Linked DNA regions of Mus musculus: all the other regions are linked to region 3. The links are chromatin loops, found by intact Hi-C in ENCODE. Cell type or tissue: heart. All regions are shown on one strand.

Evidence for each region. Peaks named below come from ENCODE experiments on the same cell type or tissue, not always from the same donor. Only the 100,000 strongest peaks of a DNase experiment are listed, where the experiment ranks them.
Region 1: a loop joins it to region 3, with 5 times the contacts of the local background. A loop is called at or near these places in 2 of 42 quality-filtered maps.
Region 2: a loop joins it to region 3, with 3 times the contacts of the local background. A loop is called at or near these places in 3 of 42 quality-filtered maps.

Annotation. Positions count from the first base shown.
Region 1 is chr8:84,202,561-84,206,560 of GRCm38, reverse strand. No RefSeq gene overlaps it. Among named protein-coding and RNA genes, the nearest start is that of Mir23a, 4.0 kb to the left of the region's middle. In heart, a CTCF peak has its summit at 1,940 (motif pointing left); DNase peaks (open chromatin) are centred at 2,450, 2,900 and 3,960; H3K4me3 peaks cover 2,162 bases; H3K27ac peaks cover 2,027 bases.
Region 2 is chr8:84,593,057-84,597,056 of GRCm38, reverse strand. It overlaps Cacna1a (calcium channel, voltage-dependent, P/Q type, alpha 1A subunit), which reads right to left. Exons shown (of 47, transcript NM_007578.3): 31 at 2,837-2,920. Among named protein-coding and RNA genes, the nearest start is that of Gm32854, 6.3 kb to the right of the region's middle. In heart, CTCF peaks have their summits at 1,221 (motif pointing right) and 2,450 (motif pointing right); a DNase peak (open chromatin) is centred at 1,206; H3K27ac peaks cover 495 bases; H3K27me3 peaks cover 442 bases.
Region 3 is chr8:84,707,818-84,711,817 of GRCm38, reverse strand. Nfix (nuclear factor I/X) reads left to right here. Exons shown (of 11, transcript NM_001371053.1): 11 at 3,141-4,000. The coding sequence ends at 3,155. Among named protein-coding and RNA genes, the nearest start is that of Lyl1, 8.4 kb to the right of the region's middle. In heart, a CTCF peak has its summit at 2,473 (motif pointing left); DNase peaks (open chromatin) are centred at 2,467, 2,847 and 3,597; H3K4me3 peaks cover 957 bases; H3K27ac peaks cover 2,077 bases; H3K27me3 peaks cover 2,067 bases.

The DNA.
Region 1 (4,000 bases), 510 kb after region 3:
TTCTGGAGTGTCTGAAGACAGCTACAGTGTACTTACATATAATAAATAAATAAATCTTAAAAAAAAAAAAAAAAACATCAGGGTCTTCAGTGATAGGTCAATCAATAAAGTGGTCACCATGTAAGCAAAAGGGCTTGTGTTGTCCCCAGGTATGGCAATTCACACTTGTAATTCCAGAGCTGGGGAAGGGAAGCCACAAGATGCTCTAGGGCTCACCACCAGCCCGCCTCACCAGCTCCATGTCCCAGTAAGACACCTTCTCTGAGAAAACAAGGTTGGAGCTAGAGAGATGGCTCAGTGGTTAAGAGCATTTGTTGCTCTTTCAGAGGACCTGGGTTGAGTTCCCTGCACCTACACAGTGGCTCACAACCATCTGTAACTCCAGTTACAGGAGATTCTATGTCTCCCACCTTTTAGGACATCAGACACACACAATCCTGAGAAACTACACTTGACATTGCACTCTGTACACACACACACACACACACACACACACACACACACACAAAAGGGAGGAGAGTAGAATTTTCATGCCATGCACCAGGGCCAGGTCTTATATAAGCCCTACAGTGGTGCATACCTGTGATCCCAGCTAGGAAGAGACAGAAGCAGGAAGATATATATGAGTTTGAGGCCAGCCTGGTCTACATATGAGGCCCTTTTTAAAGGGGGAGGGGGAGGAAAGGGAAGGAAAGGGTTTTGGCTACGGGACACTCAGTTCTGGAGCTCGTCAGCCTGCATGTGAGCTATGCAGCTTCTTTGCTGGCTGACTATGGGCAAAGAACACACGTGCTCTGTGGCAAAGTCTCTGTCTGCAAGAAAGCAAAAATGAATCATTTCAGAGCTCGAGATGATGTGACATGACAGCAGACTGCAGACGTGTAATCCCTATATCTAGGACAGGGGTAAAAAGATCTCAATTTAGAAGCCAGCCTGGGCTACCAAGACATGGTGTGTCTCAAAAAGAAAGGGCTAGAGATGGCTCAGCACTTGCTGCTCTTCCGGGGGTTCCAGGTTCAATATCCAGCACCTACATAGTGGCTAACAACTATCTCCAACTTTAGTTCTAGGGATCCTGACACTTTTTTCTGAACTCTGCAGACATACATGCAGACAAAACATCTGCACACGGAAATAATTGTTGTTTTGGTTTGGTTTTGTTTTTTTGAGACAGGGTTTCTTTGTGTAGCCATGGCTATAGCCCTGGCTGTCCTTGGCACTCACTTTGTAGACCAGGCTGCCCTCGAACTCAGAAATCCACCTGTTTCTGCCTCCCAAGTGCTAGGATTAAAGGTGTGCGCCACCACACCCGGTGAAATAATTTTTAATTAAAAAAAAAAAAAGCAACAAGGGGTAAGGCTCAATGGCAGCTGCTGGCCTAGCACACTGACTGGGCTTGGCTTCACCCCCAGTACCATATCAAGGAAGTGTGGTGGTTTATACACATGTTCCCAGCACTCCGCAGGCATTAGCAGGTATGTCTCAGGAAGTTTAAGGCCAGCCTGGTCTACAGAGGAAGTTCCAGGACAGCCAGGACTACACAGAGAAAGCCTGTCTAGGAAAAACAAAATAAAAATAAAAACAAGAAATGTGTCTACAGAGCAAGCTGGAGGGCAACCTGGGATACATGAGACTCTAAAAAAGATAAGTTTAGGGCTAGAGAGATGGCTCAGCGGGTAAGAGCACTGACTGCCCTTCCGAAGGTCCTGAGTTCAAATCCTAGCCACCACATGGTAGCTCACAACCATCCGTAATGAGATCTAACACCCTCTTCTGGAGTGTCTAAAGACAGCTACAGCGTACTTACATATAATAATAAATCTTAAAAAAAAAAAAAGAAAACAAGTTCAGGGCTGGAAAGATGACTCAATAGTTTAGACTGCATATTGCTTTCTGAGAACCTGAATTTGGTTTCCCGGCTCACATGTGGCGCCCTCTTCTGGACCCTTTAGGCACCTACACATACATGCACATACCCAACACATACACAAAAGTAAAAAAATAAGTCTTAAAAAAAAAGAAAATCTCTACTTCCCAATAATTGGAAGAGTTCCTGGGTGACATCAAGGACAGAAGCATTCAGTCATATCAGGCAGTGACAGGCAGGACAGTGGATTTAACGTCTAGATCTGGCATCACCGATGTCTGAGGAATGAGGAATAAGGATTGAGATATTCTGATGTGTCTTCCCCAGTACGCGTGCTTACACACACACACACACACACACACACACAGTCTCCAGCCCCAATCCACCTCTGTCTCTTTGGGTTCTGGGGGCAGCCCAGGTCCACAGGCTGACCAGCCTCCCCAATCACCTCCGGAAGTGAGACAGCATATTCGTCCCAGGGACCAGAACGGGAAGGGCGGCCATTTGGCCAGGCTGGTTTCCTGTGGGGTTTCCCCTACAAAGAGCCCAAGGCTGCAGCCAAGGCCACTCCCATCCTCACACACACCAGAGGTCTGTGTCTGGCGTGGAGGGGGCATTACCACGCAGGTGTCCAGGAGCTGGGACACCCTGTACTGACTCTTAGTCTCACAGGGAGACTCAAAGGGACAGAAGTCCTGGAGCTGGAGGGCTTGAGAAACAGGGCGGGGGGCCTTGGGCTGTGGTATCCCAGTCAGTTAAATTAGCACACACAGCCTTCAAGCCCTCGGCATCCCTGGAGGACCCACAGTGAACCCCAAGAAAGAACCAGGGCAGAGGCCCTCCGGTCGTCCCCAACCCTGATCCTCAAATACTTTCCACTCTCGCGAAGCAGCGAGGATCGGAAAATACCAAGGGCTGCAGTCTCCGCCCAGCTCCGCCCCCGCCCCAGCCACCAGCGCTCGCTAATGGCCCACTCTTCCCAGGAGCTGGGCGGCTGGGTTGGGGCCAACCCGACCTGCGGCACAGATGCCTGCCCTCCACGTCCGTCCCCACGCAGGAACCAGACAACCCGCCCGGGTTGGGGGGCAGGGCATAGGCAAGTGGGTGGGCCTAGTGCCTAGCCGCGAGTGGAGGGGGCGCAGGAAGGGGTGAGGGAGGGCTGAATCACTTGGTATAAATAGGCAAAGACGACAGCCACGTCCCACCCTCGCTGCCCGCCAGCCACACAGTCCAACAACCAGATCCCCCACTCTATTCCTTAACATTCTGTTTGCGGTGCTGGGTTCCCCTCAAGCCAATCAGTGCTCCCAGGGTGAAGTTCATCCCAGGTCCTGGCCTGGCCTGGGACTGGAGATAGGAGCGCTGACCTCCATCACCCACTGTCTTCTGGAAGGCTTGGCTCACTCCCTTAACTCCGCAAAACTTCCAGGAACCAGCCAGGCATTGTGAGGCGTCTCTGTCAGTCTACCATTCAGGAGGCTGAGCCAGGAGGACTGCCATGTGTTCAAGACCGCGGTAGGCTATGAAATGAGACTGTGTCTCGACCCCCAAAGTTGACTGTGGGTAGAGAGTGCTTGGCTATTTTGCTGGAAGCATGGAGTCAGCAGGTCCCATCTTAAAGCAGAAACCCTTCATCATGGTGCACACAAGTAAGCCTAGCATTCAGGAGGTGGAGGCCTAAGGACCAGTTCAAGGACATCCTGGACTACTTATCCAGTTCCAGGCCAGCATGGACTACATTACATTAGATCATGCCTCAAAAACTTTTATTAATAGATCGATAATTATTATTATTCCCAGGCCCAAAGCTTAGGGTTCCAGAGCCCCAAATGTACACAGGAGACAAAAGGGAGGTATCACCGGGCATCCCAGATTTGCTCCCCCGAGTCCCTCAAGGCCCATGTGCCCATCCTGCCACCCAGCCCTGCTCTGCCCAGGGCCACAGCTCAGTAGCCACACCCAGGGTGGCGCCAGTTCTAGCTCCAGCAGCCTGAGGCAAGGCGCCGCTCGAGTGTGACTCAGCCATGCCCGGCATGATGCTGTCCTTCCCTACCCAAGAATTCTCACGCCCACGCCACCACCCTCAATCCTTCCCCATGGCCAGCTAGGAAGACACACCTCCATGTCCACTGA
Region 2 (4,000 bases), 110 kb after region 3:
TCAAGTCCCAGGGAGCTAACTGCCCTCCTGCTCTCCCAACTCAGCTTGGCTCTAGCCTCAAGGATGGGGGCCTTACCTGGGTCCCAGACAGGAGCTACCAGCACCTGGTGCAGGGTGAGGACAGGTCATAGGTACCCCCTCCCCAATCCTTCCCTCAAAGTGGCAGTGTCTTAGGGCAGTTTGACATCAAGGTACACTCATGGGACAATAACAATAGGAATAACAATAACCACTGGGAGGTAAGTCATTGGTGATTTTGTGGTAGGTTCTGTGCCAAGCACTTCAGGAGGGGGTTTTTGTGTGCGTACTACTATGGCTAGGTGCAGAGTCTCCCACAAGCAAAACCAGAGCTCTACCACTGAGCCACACCCACAGGTCCTCACAGTGGGGAGGGGAGGGTTTAAGGTGTGTGCTCCACCACACACCCATGTCCCTAAGCCCTCACTGTAGGGTTGTAGGCAGGGCTCTGCCACTGAATTGCCCTCCCAGCTCATTTCCTTTAATTTTTTAAGATTACATTTTATTTATTTATTTAGTGTGCCTGTGTAGGTCCCAGGGATTGAACTCAGGTCATTTGAGTGAGCATGGCCCCCCATAGGCTATATATTTGACTACTTTGTCTCCAATTGGTGGAACTGCTTGGGAAGGATTAGGAGGAGCGGCCTCACTGGGGGTGCGTCCCTGGGAGAGATTTGAGGTTCCAAAATTTCATGTCATTTCCAGGTAGCTCCTGCTCGCTCCCTCCCTCCCTGGCCCCTCCCTTCCCCTGTTCCCTGACATGATGGTCACAGACTCTATTCCCTTCTGGAACCATGAGCCCTCAGTTAAATGCTTTCTTTTGTTAAGTTGTCTTGGTCATGGTGTCTCTTCACAATAATAGAAAGGTAGCTTAAGACAGGTAGCCAGGCTCGGGAGCAGGCATCTTAGCCCACAGAGTCATCTTAATGGCTCCTACCTGTTATTCTCTACAGTCCTGTCTAAAGCTGAGAGCCCTCTGGGTCAGGTACTCTCCGTGCTTGCTGCTTCGTCTGGCTCTTTTCGTTCTGTCTCTACACCCACGTGTGCCTGATCAAAGTCTGGATGAGTGTGAGTCAGGTAATGGAATTGAGGAAGTTGGTGGCAGGCATCATCCCTGCTGCAAAGGGGTGATATGACCAGAGCAACTGGGTGACTGGGAGGGCTGTTTGGCTTCGGTAATGGTCCTGATGTCTCCGAATTGGCCTCTAGGTGCCGCTATCTTACAGGCTATAAGCAGTGGGATCTAGACCTAAGGATGTCTTACTGGCAACTGGGAGGGTTTTTTTGTTTTGTTTTGTTTTTGTTTTTGTTTTTCGAGACAGGGTTTCTCTGTGTAGCCCTGACTGTCCTGGAACTAACTCTGTAGACCAGGCTGGCCTCGAATTCAGAAATCCACCTGCCTCTGCCTCCCAAGTGCCGGGATTAAAGGCATGTGCCACCACTGTCCTCGCGCAACTGGGAGTTTTAACCAACTTCACTTGCTCTACTGGGAAGCAGGCAGCTCCTCTCAAACTGAACCTAAACGGACATTGTCTTAAGCTGTCCTGACCCTCCCATCTGAAGGTCCCAGAAGTGCCAGCCTTGCAGGAGGAATGGGAAAATGGTCACATCTGTTCTGGGGTTTCCAGAGCCTTATGTGAGTGCTTGCCTCCTGGTGTTGGGTGTCAGTTTCCTGCTATGTGGAGTGAGTCCCATGCAGGGCGAATTTTCTCCCCCCATTTCTCTTGGGTCAGCCAGGGGCTCTGGTGGGAGAGGACGGGTAGACAGGACCTCTCTCCAGAGCTCTCTGCTGGCTGCTACTCCGACCTTTGTCCAGCTCTTTCCTCCCAGAGCCCTTGAGCCCTCACCCTCTTGGACAATCCAGTCTAACCCTTTGAGACAATTCTCCTGTGCTCTGATCAAGTTTCTCAGTGGGAGACAGCTCATCTGAGGTGCTTGGCACACATTCTCTGTGGGTGTTTTGTTGATGTTTTGTTTTTTTGTCTTTGTTTTATTTTGTTTTGGGGGTAGGAGACCAACCCAGGGCCTCACACAAGCCAAGCCAGGACTCTGCCGCTAGGCCACACCCCCAGTCCAGTTATTATTATTTCCATTGTCATTGGGGGGTGTGTGGGGACAATCCACACCATCACTGACGCTGGGCATCGATGAGTAGCTTTTTGTTTCTGGTCCCCTGGGAGGATCTCCTATGGTCTCCTTAGTCTCCTGAGGGTTCCCAAGTCAGGGGTCACTGGCTCATGGCCAAGGACAAGGTTTGGGAGGGGACTCTGGGGACTCTTAGATTTACCTAAAAAGGGATAATTACAATGTAGTCTGAAAGCTCAGGTACTCCTCTCTCCCCACTTTCCTTATTTGCATTGCCTGGGGCTGGTGGAGGGCTGCTTATTCCAGAGACTAGCCTAAGGTCTTGAAAGTGCTATCCCCACCATGGCCAGCAGGGGGCAGTGGACCACAATTCGTGGTCCGGTTGGATCAGGAATTCAGTTCTATTTGTCTTTAAAGGCATGAGCTCTCAATGTAGTGAACTGGTAACACTATTCACAATTCACCAGCCACCAGGCAGAGAGGCACACTGCTCTGCCTTGGCCCTATGTCCCAGCTTTGGACATACCTCTCTCCCCTCTTCACTGAAACCTTAAAAACTGTTTTCGTACCCCCAAATTACCACCCAGAAAAACTTCACCCTCACTCCTGTCTCAGGCTGTGCCTCTGATGTTCTCCCTCTATGCTACCAGCTGGCCACTGTGCCTGCCAGCAACTGTTGCCTCCCACTAGTGCAGCCCCGAGTCACCCAGAGAGAAGCTGGCAGGAGACTTACCCCAAACTCGGTGACGAGGATGTCTGTGATGCTGCCCAGAACAGTCACAAAGTCGAAGATGTTCCAGGCATCGCGGAAATAATTCTAGAATAGGGACCCACAAGACAAAGATGCCAACAGAGGGCTCTATGCCCTCATCTCGCAAGGCCAGAAAGGGGCGTATTAGGACATGGTAACTGTGTGGGTCAGGTTTCCTCTCAAACCTTCATCTTTGATGGCTTGCCCCAGAGGAGATTCAGGGACCTGCCCCTGCTCTGCTGGGCCCATCTTTTGAGCATTCCTCAAAGTTCCCCAAGCCCCCAGGATATCACTAAATTCCTCACAGAAGAGGCTGGGGGTGATGACTGAGGGACACTGTAATGTTGGTTTGCAATGGTTTGTCTGCATGTCTGTGTGAGGGTGTCAGATGCCCTGGAGCTGGAGTTACAAACGGCTGTGAGCCACCGTGTGGATCCTCTGGAAGAACAGCCAGTGCTCTCTTAGCTGCTGAGCCATCTCTCCAGCTCAAGACATTGTAATGTGAACAGGCTCTCCTGCTGTGGACAGCAGCAAACCGCAGCAAAGGTGCAGGTAGAGTCAGTATTTGAAACCAGGCTCAGGGGAGCCCAGAGTCTGCTTGCAAGACCCCCCTATGTTTAATGCCACTGTCTAAGTGGGCAGCCTCTGAGTTCAGATCTCATGTCTACTATCAGAGCTGTGTGGCTGTGGGTAAAGGACTTAACCTCTCTGTGCCTCTATTTCCTGGTATTGGTGAGAAGGGCAAGAGAGGACATTGCACCAGGGGCTTCAAGGCTGCTGAAGGGGCTGTGAGCAAAGCTACTGCTGCTGGCCAACGGGAGGCCCTCTAAACACACACCCACACCCACACCACACCCACACCACACCCACACCACACACCCACCATACACCACACACCCACACTTACACACACACACACACACACACACACACACACACACACACACAGGCTCTCTCCCACTCTGTCTGTCTCTGCTTCTCTGTCTGTCTGTCTGTCTGTCTGTCTGTCTGTCTGTCTGTCTGTCTCTGTTGCATATACATGTCCACATGGGGTTGAAGGCTAGAGGTCAACTTCAGGAGTCATTCCTCATGAGACAACCATCTTGTTTTTTTGAGACAGGGTCTCCCACTCACCTGGCCCTCACT
Region 3 (4,000 bases):
CCTGCTCTTGAGACTATAAAGCTGTATAGTACAGGAGCCAGCTCAGACCTTGGTATTCCCCCCTCCCCATCCTCCGTGTCCCGGGTGTCCTCCACTAGCCTGTGTCTGTTAGGGAAGCAGAGGAAGGGTGGCTCCCATGACCTGGAGCAATGACATAGGAGTCCACGCTAGCCAGCCCTTAGGTCCAGGCAAAGCCCAGAGCTAGAAGCCCAGAGCTCTGCCGACTGGCCTCCTTGTTCTGTGTGGAAGCTCAGTCCTGAGTTTCCACTTCAGCTTTCAAGGTCCTTACCTGGCTTTTAGTGAGTGGACAAGTGGGACTCTGGGCAAGCTGCCTGAGAACCGGCAGAGGGAGGCAGGCCACCTTTGCACATCCTGCAGGTACCCAGCAGGCATCACTGATAGGCAGCACCCTTTGCTGTTGCAACCTGTACCCACATTTCTGGGTGTCCATCCATTGCACCTCTGTATTCTCACCACTGGCCATATGTAGCAGTGTGCATTGAAATTAGAGAAAAGCTATGGCTGGAGAGACATGGAGAGCTCGGTAGTAGAACGCTCACCTAACATTCCTGAGGGACGAGGCTCATCTCCACACCTGACTCCACAAGTCACAGTTCAAGCGTCCATGCTCATAAACCATGGCACTATTAGTGACTGCCTCAGGCAGCACATCTCAAATATCACTGCCACAGAAGATTCTAGAGGCTCTTTGAAGATGGAACTTTATTTTGCTTTATTTGTGTATGTTTGTTCACGAGTGTGTGTAATGCCTGCATGTGGGCGTGTGCACCACTGGATGCGTGTGGAAATCAGAAGACACGTCTTTTCAGTCACTTCTCTCTTTCCACCTTTAGGCTTAGGAATTGAGTTCAGGTCCTTACATGCTGGGACTAAAGGAACAAGATACCACCTCTCCAAATCCATCGCTAATTCCTGTGTTTAATGACCCCGTTTCACACGGGCACTTAATACAGTCTCAAACCAGAGCCTGAGGGACAGAGTCCAGTGTGAGCTGATCAATATTGGAATAGTAATGTTTTACCTTTTTGATTTGGTTTTTGGTTTGGTTCTTTTGTTTGTTTGGTTGGTTTTGTTTTTTTGTTGTTGTTGTTGTTGTTGTTGTTTTTTTTTTTCTTGAGACAGGGTTTCTCTGTATAGCCCTGGCTGTCCTGGAACTCACTTTGTAGACCAGGCTGGCCTTGAACTATGAAATCCACCTGCCTCTGCCTCCCAAGTGCTGGGATTAAAGGCGTACGCCACCACTGCCCGGCATTTTTTTGCTTTTTTAAATAAGAGTTGGAACCCAGGGCCTCAGATATGCTAGACAAGGCCATACTCCTAGCCCCAATAGTGGTGGGGTTTTTATTTTTATTTTGTTTTTGAGCCAGGATATAATAGGCTGACCTCAAACTTGGTCCCTTTGTGTAGCCTCCTGTGTGTTGGAATTACTAGCAAGTTCCATCACACCTAGATCCAATAGTATTTTTTGTTTCTCTGAATTTCAAGGCAGTGCCTGACTCTGTAGCCCAGGCTGGCCTAGGACTCACTGTGAAGCCCTGTACTCAAATTACACACAATCTTCTTGCCTCTAAGTGCTGAGATTACAAAAATAAGCCACCAGTTTTGGCTTCTAATAGTGTGTTTATTTTTGAGACAGGGTGTCTCAATGTAACCCTGGTTGTCCTGGAACTCACTATGTAGACCAGGCTGGCCTCCAGCTATTGAGAGATCCACCTACTGGGATTAAAGTCATGTACTACCATGGCTGGCTCTGGCAATATTTTAAACATTGGAAATTTTCACATGAAATTCTGCCTGAATCTCTGGCTTCTTTTGAAAAGTTGGCCACTCCGGGAGCCTGGCACCTTCACCCCAATTTAACAGGCTGGACTCTACCTAGGCAGAGCACAGACATTTGCTTCCAGCCTGCTCATGGTTGGTGCACACGCAGCAAATAGGACCACAGGCTCTTACCCACTCCCTGCATCTGAGTTCTGTTGCCTGAGGACTGTGACTATAAGCAGCTCAAGGTCATACATTCTGTGTGTGCCTAGCATCAGTGTGGGCTTGAGACAAGGGTGGAATGAGGAAACATCTGGTGTGTAGAGTGTATATCTGGTGTGTGTGTGTGTGTGTGTGTGTGTGTGTGTGTGTGTGTGTGTGTGTGTGCGCGCGCGCGCGCGCGCATCTGTCTGTCTGGTACTGTAGACCCAAGTCTAGGAGATAGAGCTCCAAGATGATATCCCTAGTTGCGATATCACGGACCCTCATTTTGTTGTGATGATACTGCCAGGTACCCAAGCAAAGAAGAGGTCTGGAGAAGAGTCCTCCACTCACTCTTGGACTGGAAACCAGACTCAAGCCTTTGATGGAGGGCGTTGCCAAGCAGCCAGCCCCAGGGGTTCACCCTGTGTATACTGTGTGTTCACTGCCAGCAGGGCCCTATATACGGGAAGGCAGCGCCCCCTGCTGGCTTCCCTGGGGGAAGCAATATCCACCGTAGTGTGCTTCAGAAAGCTCCTTCCCCAGTCTGGTGCCCAAAAGGCCCACGACCGGTCAGGGTGGGTGGGCTCTGGCCCCCTCCCCCAGTCCTGGCCCTAGTAGAGCTGAAGCCATGTGGTTCCCTGCCCCCAAGTCTTTCAGCCTGAGGGACAGGACGTTGGCTGGGATGTACAGACGTGAATTTCTGCTTTTAATCCAAAGGGACAGAAAGAAAACTCAGCAAGAACTCAAGCTGGGCCACCCCCACCCTACTCCCCCAACCCCTGTGGGTACAAAAGCCCCAGCCTGGCATCCTCCCCACCTTCCAGGTTCCACACAAAAACCTAAACAATTGCAAACATGGCCAGATCCCAGGTCTGTGCCAGTGCCAGCCATGGGGGTCCCACCCGCTGGGCACCGTGCCCACGGGAAGGCCAGCTGGACTCTTGCACTGGGGTCTGGGGGGGATTCCCTCAGAGGGTGGAGAGAATGATTTGGCTTCCTCCATTGGGGTCTGATGCTCAGCACCCTGGCCCCTCTCCCGGGAGCTCACTGTAGAGGTTGGAGATCATGGGGTGGGGGGGCGGGATGAAATGGGAGTTGGGACCTGCCCCAGCTGTTCTCACGGTCGCTTTTTTTTTTTCCTGATCCCATTACAGTCCTGGTTCCTCTGATTAAGATCAACAAAGAAACAACTAAATTTAAAAAAGGAAAAAAAAAAAAGAGGTTCCTCAAAATGGGGGAGAAGAAATTTTGAGACATGGAAATATCCCCCAGCCCAGCCCCACCGAAAAGCAAAACTTAGACGTCGTCAGCCACTCAGCCCTTCCCTCCTCCAGCCCTGGTACCCCCGCGTTCCAAAGCCGCCCAGTTCTGGGAGTCCTCGGAAAGGGGTCTCAGCGGAGCTGTACACCAGCAGCCAAGCAGAAAGAAGCATGCTAAGCGGACTCTGCTAAGCAGAGGACAAACAGAAAGAAAGGATGCAACAAGACTGCCTTCCTCCTACTCAGCCTGGCCTTCCCAGGAAGGAGCAGCCAGCTCACTGGCCGGCCACCCTGGCAGTTCCTGGGGACCCCACCCTCCGCTGGACTTAAGCTTCCCAAGGAGCCCAGAGGAACAGCTCGTAACAATAGTAGACATTCGAGCTCCCCTCCGGACTTCGTCTCTTTCCCTCACCCCACCCCCCACTCCCCAACCTCTCTTGCCCTTCCTGGGAGCCTCTGCTCAGGCTTCTGGCCCCAGCTGCTCTGGACCAGGCTAGGGCGTTCCCGGGTAGGTAAGGGATGCTTCTTAGAGCTAACTGAATTCAGCCTGAGTCCAGAATAGAGGGTGTTCTGCCACCCCATTTTGAACCGCCCGGGCAGTTCTCGGGCTGGACACCCTCTGTACAGCACACAGGAAAGTCAGAATGCTCTGGACTGGACGCCCAGCCCAGCATAGGCACCTTCTTCCACGCCCGCAGGACGCAAGGGCTGCTGCCCTCTGCCACGCCCCTAGTGAAGGGAGTCGGCCCCAGGTC